Regions from separate parts of the Homo sapiens genome. Here regions 1 and 3 are each linked to region 2. The links are chromatin contacts, found by Hi-C or POLR2A ChIA-PET in ENCODE. All regions are on one chromosome and are shown on one strand. Each heading gives the region's core, a stretch centred on a gene start or an enhancer-like site at or near the end of the contact. The rest is flanking DNA. Distances are from core to core; before and after follow the strand shown. Region 1 holds the start of MTMR8 (myotubularin related protein 8). Region 2 holds the start of IGBP1 (immunoglobulin binding protein 1). Region 3 holds the start of UPRT (uracil phosphoribosyltransferase homolog).

Region 1 (3,150 bases), core at 501-3,000, 5.7 Mb after region 2:
TTAGCCCCTTTTCACACTGCTATAAATAAATAACCGAGACTGGGTAATTTATAAAGAAAAGAAGTTTAATTGGCTCACCGTTCTGCAGGCTGTACAGGAAGCATAGTGGCTTCTGGTTCTGGGGAGGCCTCAGGAAACTTCCAGTCATGGTGGAAGGCAAATGGGGAGTGAGGCACTTCACATGGCCAGAGCAGGAGGAAAATGGGCAGGGAAAGGTGCCACACACTTCTAAGCCATCAGATCTCGTGAGAACTCACTCACTATGGCAACGACAATACCAAGGAGGCTAGTGTTAAACCATTCAGAAGAAACCACCCCCATGATCCAATCACCTCCTACCAGGCCCCACTTCCAACGTAAGGGATTACAATTAAACATGAGATTTGGTGGGGACACAGATCCAAGCCATATCCAGGAGTAAGGGTTTAACTTGTGGAAGAGATCAAGATAACCAAAAGAAAGAAAATAGAAGAGGAATGAGGATAGAAGCCAGGAAAATGGCTTAAAAAAAAGAGAAAGTTGCTGGGAAGGAGTCAGAGAAGGAACAGTTGGGGATGCAGGCAGTGAGTTTGTTTATAATAAAGGTCAAGGGAAGAAAGAATGTCAAAAAGGAATATGAATCAATAGTTTTAAATGCTGTAAAACAAATAGAAAACGAGCACTGAGAAGAGCTGTTGGAATCAGCAGCTGGAATTTAGGATGATGTGAAAGAGCCAATTGAGTGGAGTGGTAGGGAGGAGTGAGTTTGTTATGGAGAAGTGAAGGTGATGATAAGTAGACTATTCTTTTGAGATATTTGGCAGTGAAAGGGCTGAACATGATGGAACGATGGTACAAGGGAGAATAGGGTCATGGATCGAGGGAAGGGCCTTCAGGCTAGGGAAGAAGGCAGAATATGATAAACGAGTAATTTTGCTAGCAAATGTTATAAGAACTCAAAGAAGAACAAAATTATTTTGTAGGGGCAGTGAGATTGCAAACCATAACACTGCAATAGTAGAGCTAGAAATTACCCTGAGATAGTGGCCAATACCCTCATTGTAACCTTGGTCAACTTAAGACCCAGAGAGGTGGCATGATTTCCCCAAGGTCACATAGCAAGTTAGTGGCAGACCTGAGAGGAGTAGAATCCAGATTTCCCAACTCTCAGATTGTTCTTTTTTCCACCACAAATCTGACTTGGAGCACACCACTGAGGGTCTGCACCTATTTACCCCTCATCTGATAGCTGGTCCAGTGGGCCCTTTCTTGGTCCTCTTCCCATATCTACGATGGCAAAAGTGATGAGGATACTGTAGTATTCCAGATTTTAACTAGGTTGATGGCAGCAGACACATAAAGGAGAGATAGAGAGGAGGATATACCTTTCCATATTTCAAAAAATATTCTCTGGTGACTTGCCCAAGGTCTCACAGCTAGGAAGCTCTTCAGAAACCCAATTGCCAGCATGGGGCAGCCTGTGTTACTGCTGCAGGATGCTATCATTGTAATATTAGAGTAAAGGAGTGATATCTGTGTTCAGAGCCCTTATAGCATCAAGAAGGGTGAGAAGGGTGGCAGTACTCGAATCTGGGACTTAAAGACTCGGCCAAACGTTGAACCTGAACCAGAATAATCAATTTCCCGAAGAAAAGGGCACTTGCCAGGAAGCAAGATGGCGGGAACGGCTACGGTCAAAGTGTCGCGATAGGAGCTTTCGCCGAGGATCAGGTGACGAGAGTTTGAGCCAGGACCGGGAGGGCGGGGGTAGAAACCCGGGTTGAGGCAGGAGGCGGCTAGACCGGTGGCGGCGGCATCTGGAGTAGCACTGAGATCTTCCGGTGGCGGGAACTGCAGTCATGGATCATATTACGGTACCCAAGGTAAGGAGAAGAGTTAAGCGAGGCTGACAGCCGCGAGCTTCCTCTTGGTGCTCACCTGGGAGCCCAGACACACCTCCTCAGCCTTCTCAGCCTTCTTTGACGCGTCTTTCCTGTGGGGGGTCCCGGGTTCTCTTTCTGGGTCCACACCCCCTTTCAACCAAACACCTCTTCTTAGGATCTGCTTGCGGGCGTCAGCGGCCGGGAAAGAGGTGGTCTGCACCACTGTCCCCTTACGCGACGCCGCCCCCGCTCCTGGTGCACGCCTGTTCTGGCCCTCTGACTCCAGCTCCTCCCTAGCCTTGACCTCACACTCACCCTTATCTCAGCTTTTTATACTAGCTGCACTTGTAACCGCCATTCGCGAATACCCCACATTGCTCTGCCTCCTGCGGAGTTACTTCCTTTATCGAGCGTTTCTTCACCATCCTCTTGGCTCCTCCAGCCACTAACCTTCCCCAGGGATTGCCCAGAACCCCACTCTCGCTCCAGCTCCACGGCATGCCTGTGAGGGTTTGTGGGGGCCACAGCATCTCTTCAGCCAAAGCTGGGCAATGGAAAAGGAAGAGGAGTGGGGCAGAGTGGATCTGGCTCTGCTCAGCCGGTAGGAGAAACCCAAGAGGTTTATCTAGCCAGTTGTCACCTGTTTTTAGCCAGTCCCGAGTTAGAGTTACTTCTGCTACTTTTTCCTCTCATCTTTCCAGATCCTACTCCCTCCCTTCCCAACGCCAGCCCCTTTCTGTTTCAAATCCACTTCCCTCCTTTCTCCTGTCTGGGGCTGGGGAACAGTGAAAAATTCACAACTAGTCTGTGGTTATTTTTTCCTGTTGATCATAACACACGTGGTCCAGGCTAATTGAAGTCCTGGTAAAAAATCCAGCGTGTTTTTAATGGAAAGAGCATGGATTTTGAAGCCAGAAGACTTGAATTAAAGTGCTGCCCACTGCACCCCCACCAACTACTTAGCTAATGACTTTGGACAAATTATTTAACCTCTCTGAGCCTTAGCTTTCCTCACCTACTGATAGGGTTTTTCTCTGTGTCCCCACCCAAATCTCCTCTTGTAGCTTCCGTAATTCTCACGTGTTGTGGGAGGGACCCGGTGGGAGACGGTTGAATCATGGGGGCAGGGCTTTCCTGTGCTGTTCTTGTGATAGTGAATGGGTCTCATGAGATCTGATGGTTTTAAAAACGGGAGTTTCTTTGCACAGGCTCTCTCTTTGCCTGCTGCCATGCATGTAAGATGTGACTTGCTCCTCCTTGCCTTCCTCCATAATTGTGAGGTCTCCCC
Region 2 (3,199 bases), core at 287-2,786:
AGGCTTCTTGGAAAAACTCAGGAAAGTTTGCTCTCCCTAGGGCCTATGCTCAATAAGAACCAAGAAAGTGACACATACCATTCTGGCCCCCCACCACCCGCCAAGAAAGCATGCCCCTGAAAAGCACCGCCATTGGGCAGGCCTCATATTATAGCTATTGACCCACCTCTGTATTTTAGCCTGTCTTTGAGATGCCATAGCAACGAGACTAGGATAAGCCATGGAGGAATTGGCAGTGTGATTTTCAGCAGAGTTGTTCATGGTTTTGGGCAGCTCAAACTCTGCCACATGATAGCAATGGCACTGAGTTAAGTAGTTTATAAAGTGTTCTCGAGCCCGCTGCAAATGATCTAGACGCTTGCTGGGGTTGACTTGTTTCATGGTGAGGGCTCCTTGAAACGCTGGCACCAAAAGGTACTTCAGGTCGGTGGAAGCAATCTCTTCCAAATCTTCATTTCGGCTGGAAGAGCAAAAAGGAGGCAGTGAAGCCTGACTAGGCATTCAAATTGTGGCCCTTGCTTTCTGGGGGACGGAGTGGGAGGCTGGGCTGGGAGTGGACCAGAGGGAGGAGGCACGGGGAACAGCGGCCAGTTTCACTCAATGAAAGTGGCTGAGGGCTCACACCCAATGCCTATGCAATCAGCAGACGCTAGGAAGCAGAGTCGTAAGATATCAACCATCTGGGAAGAGAGGTGGGGAATGTAAACAATGTACACAAGATCGCAGTGGTAAGTAGGAACGAAACGTTCTCACCACTAAAGGTCCCCTCCACTCAGGCGCAATGGCTCCACCCTTGGTAACCATTATTACCTTCGTTCTCAGCCATTATTACTATCTTCCCCCATACCTGAACAAGTCGAGCTGCGATAACATTTCGGCAGCCTTCTCAAGGAGGTCCAAGCCCTTGAACACCTTCTCCTGGACTATCCGGGAACCGGCGGGTTCAGTCGCCACTTCTACTTCGTCCAGTAACTGTCTACCAGTTTCGAACAGCTCGGGGAGCCGCGGCAGCTGTAACTCGTCCTCAGCAGCCATCTTGGGGAGAGAGGAACCCGGAAGATCTCTTTTCCGGGGTCAAAGGCAACCTTGATAAAGAAGAATTAGGCGAGCGCGGACAAAACCGGAAGAAGCACCTCATTGGTCCAGTAGCTTCACTGTTAACAAAGCATCAAAGGACTTCCGGGAGCCGCTGTTAGCCGGCCCTGGCAACCGTTTCCATAGACTCATTTTACCAGGCAGCCCGTTACAAGTCGTAGGCATCTGTTAAAAGCAAACAAACAAGCAAAACCCTAGGCGCTGTTTTACCATGAGCTCCTCGTCGCCGACACGGGGCTGAGAAGTTCTGTGGGCTCTGAAGCCCGGGTGAGGCGAGGCTGAATTCGGAGCGCGAGGAGTGCGGACGAGCGAGTGCGTTTTAGGAGCCAGTCTGGCGCGCCCCTTACCTCGCGAGTAGCTCCCTAGGTTGAGGAGTCCAGGGACTCTAGCCGCCGCACCACTCCCACGGTTTGAAGATCCGGTCGCTTGAGCGCGAAGTGCAAGTAGCGCCCCCCTGCGGTTTCCGTCCACCCACCAGATGGAGCTCCGGGTTCCTCCCAGCCAATCCTCTCCCGTCCTCTTCCCCCTTCACCCCACACACGCCTACGACCCGTAGGCCGGCGTCCGGTGGAGCCCCCCTCAGCAAGATTGGCAACCTGCAACTCCGGTCACCGCACAGCCGGCTTCCCTTCGTGCACTTAGTTCCTACATCAAATGTTATTTCTGTGCAACCTTCCTTGTCTCTCTACCGCCTTCCACCCTGTGCCCTTCAGCCGCCAAGTCTGGGTTTCTCCTATGCATCTCTATCATGGCACCTACCACGCTGTATAATTGCTAGTGACTTACAAATCTCTCTTATCAGAATGAATTTGACTCATCTTTGCACCACTCTGGCTAGCCTGAGTACTCAGTATCAGTCATTATCTGAATAAAAAAAAAAAGTGATCAGTTTGGAAAGCAGCCAACTTATGCAGAACAGCATTGTTCAGTAGGTAGTTACTAGCTACATGTGGTTACTAAGCACTTGAAAGTGGCTATTTTGAATCGAGATGTGCTGCAAGTGTAAAAAACACCCCAGATTTCAAAGACATTTAAAAAAAAAAGAATGAAAAATGTAAATACTTTTTACATGGACTACATGTTGAAATGATAGTCTTTTGGATATGTTGGATTAAATATATTATTAGAATTAATTGTACTTCTTTCTTTTCACTTTGTAAATGTGCCTGCCAGATAATTTAAAACTATATTTGTAGCTCCCATTATATTTCTACTGGACAGAACTGATGGAAAACATAATTTCAGGACTTCAAAGAAGGGACGTCATTGTTTTGAACAAAGCAATATAAATACATACTGATTACCTTAGGACGCAGCCTGAATTGTCCTAGGAGATTTAAGTAGCAGGCACACTGTCTACCCCTGAAAATAAACTTTTAAACTAGTATTTTAAACTACATATCGTTGAGAAGAAAAAAAGCTTCATTAAAAAACAACTAGAGGGCAATATAGGACAGTATAAAATAGGTGATATGTTGTATTGCACAGGCTGTTGGAAAAGCAAGAAAGGGCAAGTCATCCCATGCTAGGAGTAGTTCAGAAGGCTTCTTAGACATGACATGCGGTCACATAGAAGAATGTCAAAGTTTAAAGGGAACCCCCAAAATCGGAGGAAAAACTTGAGACCAGAAAGGTTAAGGGACTTGTCCAGCCAGTTTGTGACAAAGTCAGTGACTTCTGCGTTCAATTGTTTCTACTCCATTAACCTTCAGTTGGGTAGGATTTAGAAAGATGAAGACCTTTAATGTGGGACAGATTGAAGCCCCAAACTAGAACAGTGCTTCCTAAGAGGGAGAGGAGGCTGTGGCACACATGTAGGTTGAAAAAGCTTCCCAGGTGATTCTAATAAACCTTCCCTTGCAACCCCTGCTTTATAAACTAAGAAGGAAGTGAGGCTTTGGCGAATTACCTATTTGGTTTATCTGGCACCTCTAGTAAACTGACCTTTCAGGGTCAGGCTTGGCAGGGAATATAAAGAAAAAGATAGTACTTGTGGAGGAGACTTAGAAATGTAGTAATTGTGAGAGTAAAGATAATTTGCTTCTCTGCATTTGCTTGGATTAAAACATGTCTTTACTGTTACTTAAGAGGAAAAAAATGTGCA
Region 3 (3,156 bases), core at 274-2,773, 5.1 Mb before region 2:
AGTAATGTATGGGTGCATGTGGAAGAGAGGAAAAACTGCAAGCAGAGAAACAGTATTATTACAATAGTGTAAGACAAGGTTTCTAGAGTCTGGTTTAGGGAGTGGCATCTGTCATTCAGTAGCCATTTTTAAAAGATCAAGGCATGTCCCCCCAACCCCTGCCACTAAAAAAGGGGTGTTTTGATATGCTGCTCATTTAAAGTGCTGCCAATAAAGAAAATAGCTGTAGTTCATCATGGTACATATTTCCCTGGAGAAAACCCATTTACAACGTAGGTTTAGAAATTTCAAAATTACATTTTAACATGAAGTTCTGGCTACATTGGTTTGTGGGATTAGGAAGGGCCAAAGGCTCCTTTAGGCTCCCTTTGATCCATTAACTATGTTCTGTGAGTTTACAGTGAAAAATGATAAGAGTTGGACGATAAGCTTTCATGTGATCAAGTAAACCTGAACTCCAAGACTAAAAGACCTTGTTTGCAGTAGCAAATACTAAAGGGTCAGGGCCTGAATAGAATTTCCTTGAAATTGCTTTATTTCTATTTATGAACCTGAGGTGATTGGTGGTAGTGCATAACCTTGGATAGTAACCATTTCTGGGTTATAGGTTTACCATGTGGACAAGCACTGCCCACATAGTATAGGGGAGTTTACCTGCCTGGAATGGCCAAGGAGTTGTCTTTCCTGGGAGAGACAAAGAGCCCAGAGGCTACCTAAAGTCTTCCTCCCCACCCAAAGTGATGTTAGACACCGGAACTTGGAAAGAGAAGGTTGGCGTTCGAGTTACACGACACACACACACACACACACACACACACACACACACACACACCAAATAAAAGGTCTTACCCCAATCTCCAAAGTTTGCCAAGGCCAAGAACACTGTCTCTTAGCCCTTTTACTTCCAATCCCCGCCCACAGCCTGCAAGACCCTCCACTTCCCTTTCCCCTTCCGCTCTTGGCTTACTTGTCACGGATGATGGTCTGTAGCTCCCGTATCTGATCATTCATAGGCAGCAGCTTAAGCTGCGCCCCGATCTGCCGGGAGAGTTCGCAGTCCTCTAGGAAGGAGTTGCCAGCTGGTGCGTCATAGCTGCTACTGTCACCACTACCACTGTTGCCCTCTGAGTTGAGGCTGGAGCCGCCGCAGGCCCCAGAGTCCAGCTCGGCCGGCAGGCTAGAATGGGCGTACCCCGTGAGGAGAATCACCTTGGCCCTGGAGGCTCTGTTTCCCCCTGCGTGGTCCAGGATCAGATCGCCAGGTCGCAGCTGCTCGGGACTTGGGGTTGAGGCAGAGTTTACTTGCTGGTTGTGACAGGGCATGGAGTCCGGACACTGTAACTCCGTGGCCATACACCGGGCCCCGGGCTATCCCCGCTGCTACTGAACACTAAAGATAAAGAGGAACGGGTAGAAAGGACAGATGCTCACGTGCTCTCTCGGTTGCTCCCGCCTCCTCAGAACATCTAACCCTGGCTGTCCTTTCACCCCTAGGCCGCTGTTGGTTTCCTTTAGCACACTTTGGCTCACTCCCGCCCACACCAGACGTACTGCCTGCCTAGACACCCTATTGGCTGCACTCCCCGCCACTCTGCGGCGCCACTGCTTGTTAACCCTTTGAGTCACCCTTGCTACGTGGGTTCCCACAGGTAGCTAAGCCCCCGCAGCGAGGCCAAGGATGCCAGCTTGAAGGATCTTCCGGGGGCCCCTGGGGCTTCTGCATTCAGAACTTTGGGTGATTAGTAGAGCCAGGAAAAACTGGGGGTGGCAGGTGATGATACACAGTTACACACGTAAGGCCCATGTTTTCAGACTTTGTGACCTAGCAGAGAAATTATATCTCAGTAACCGCATCTTCAGTTAGCTTGTCTGCATAACAGAAGGAAGAAGTAAAAAAATGCCTAGCAGGCTGCTGAAGAGGCTGTCCTCTACTAGACTGTTCTAGAAACTGCAGCTTCCCAAGTATGCTTGACCGCCAAAGCTTTTCTTATCTTTATTGGTTGGGCCCCACAGTGTACACGTTGTCATGGGGACTCAGGCGGCATTTCAGATCCACTATCATTTTGAATCTTTAAAGTACTTGGAAAGACGCTTATTTTTAAGTGTATGGACTCACTATAACGGCCTGAGGTAAGAGTGTCTAGGGCAGTACTTTTCAAACATCAGTATGTACCACAATAATTGTAGAGCTTGTTAAAATGCAGGTTCTTACGGCTCATTTTTGAGATTGTGATTCTGTAGATCCGAGATGGGATACAAGAATCTTTTTTTTTTTTTAACTTTTAAGTTCAGGGATATATGTGCAGGTTTGTTACATAGGTTAACTTCTGTCATGGGGGCTTGTTGTAAAGATTATTTCATCGCCCAGGTATTAAGCCTAGTACCCACTAGTTGTCTTTCCTGATCCTCTCCCTTCTCACACCATGCACTCTGCAGTAGGCTCCAGTGTGTGTTGTTCCCCACTATGTGTCCATGTGTTCTCATCATTTAGCTCCCACTTATAAGTGAGAACATGCAGCATTTGGTTTTCTGTTCTTGTGTTAGTTTGCTAAGGATAATAGGCTCCAGCTCCATCCATGTCCCTGCAAAGGACATGATCTCATTATTTTTTATGGTTGCATAGTATTCCATGGTGTATATGTACCACATTTTCTTTATCCATTCTATCATTAATGGGTAGTTAGGTTGATTCCATGTCTTTGTTATTGTAAATAGTGCTGGAGTTAACATATGTGTGCATGTGTCTTTAATAAAACAATAATTTATGTTCCTTTGGGTATATACCCAGTAATGGGATTGCTGAGTTGAATGGTATTTCTGTCCTTCCTTTTTTTAACATGCCTATACAGATTTTTTTATAATTTTTTTTTTATTTCCATAGGTTATTGGGGAACAGGTGCTGTTTGGTTAGATGAGTAAGTTCTTTAGTGGTGATTTGAGAGATTTTGGTGCATCCATCACTCGAGCAGTATACACTGTACCCTATTTGTAGTCTTTTATCTCTCAAGCCCTTCCCACCCTTTTCCTCCAAGACCCCAAAGTTCATTGTATCATTCATATGCCTTTGTATCCATCATAGCTAAGCTCCCACTTATGAGTGAGAACATACAATGTTTGGTTTTCCATTCCTGAGTTACTTCACTTAGAATATTAGTC

The links. A loop is a pair of places that touch in the nucleus more often than their neighbours do. ChIA-PET counts read pairs that join two places held with the same protein, here RNA polymerase II (POLR2A). Pooled maps may share reads with other maps.
Region 1: a loop to region 2 is called in a map of CD8-positive, alpha-beta T cell, with 12 times the contacts of the local background. The contact joins the promoter of MTMR8 here to the promoter of IGBP1 in region 2. A Hi-C loop is called at or near these places in 2 of 168 maps with a recorded cell type or tissue (CD8-positive, alpha-beta T cell and naive thymus-derived CD4-positive, alpha-beta T cell) and 5 of 50 pooled maps.
Region 3: a loop to region 2 is called in a map of naive thymus-derived CD4-positive, alpha-beta T cell, with 13 times the contacts of the local background. The contact joins the promoter of UPRT here to the promoter of IGBP1 in region 2. A Hi-C loop is called at or near these places in 1 of 168 maps with a recorded cell type or tissue (naive thymus-derived CD4-positive, alpha-beta T cell) and 6 of 50 pooled maps. POLR2A ChIA-PET finds 5 or more read pairs at or near these places in 1 of 52 experiments (OCI-LY7).

What each region holds. Positions count from the first base shown.
Region 1 is chrX:64,394,052-64,397,201 of GRCh38, reverse strand. It overlaps MTMR8 (myotubularin related protein 8), which reads left to right and starts at 1,750. Exons shown (of 14, transcript NM_017677.4): 1 at 1,750-1,862. The coding sequence starts at 1,839. RefSeq lists enhancers at 1,563-1,852, 1,863-2,122.
Region 2 is chrX:70,131,784-70,134,982 of GRCh38, reverse strand. It overlaps IGBP1 (immunoglobulin binding protein 1), which reads right to left and starts at 1,536. Exons shown (of 7, transcript NM_001551.3): 1 at 1,443-1,536; 2 at 848-1,260; 3 at 167-460. The coding sequence starts at 1,035. RefSeq lists an enhancer at 658-1,117.
Region 3 is chrX:75,272,452-75,275,607 of GRCh38, reverse strand. UPRT (uracil phosphoribosyltransferase homolog) reads right to left here and starts at 1,523. Exons shown (of 7, transcript NM_145052.4): 1 at 968-1,523. The coding sequence starts at 1,353. LOC124905200 (a long non-coding RNA gene) reads left to right here and starts at 1,572. Exons shown (of 4, transcript XR_007068269.1): 1 at 1,572-2,130. RefSeq lists enhancers at 1,143-1,352, 1,513-1,562, 1,583-1,632.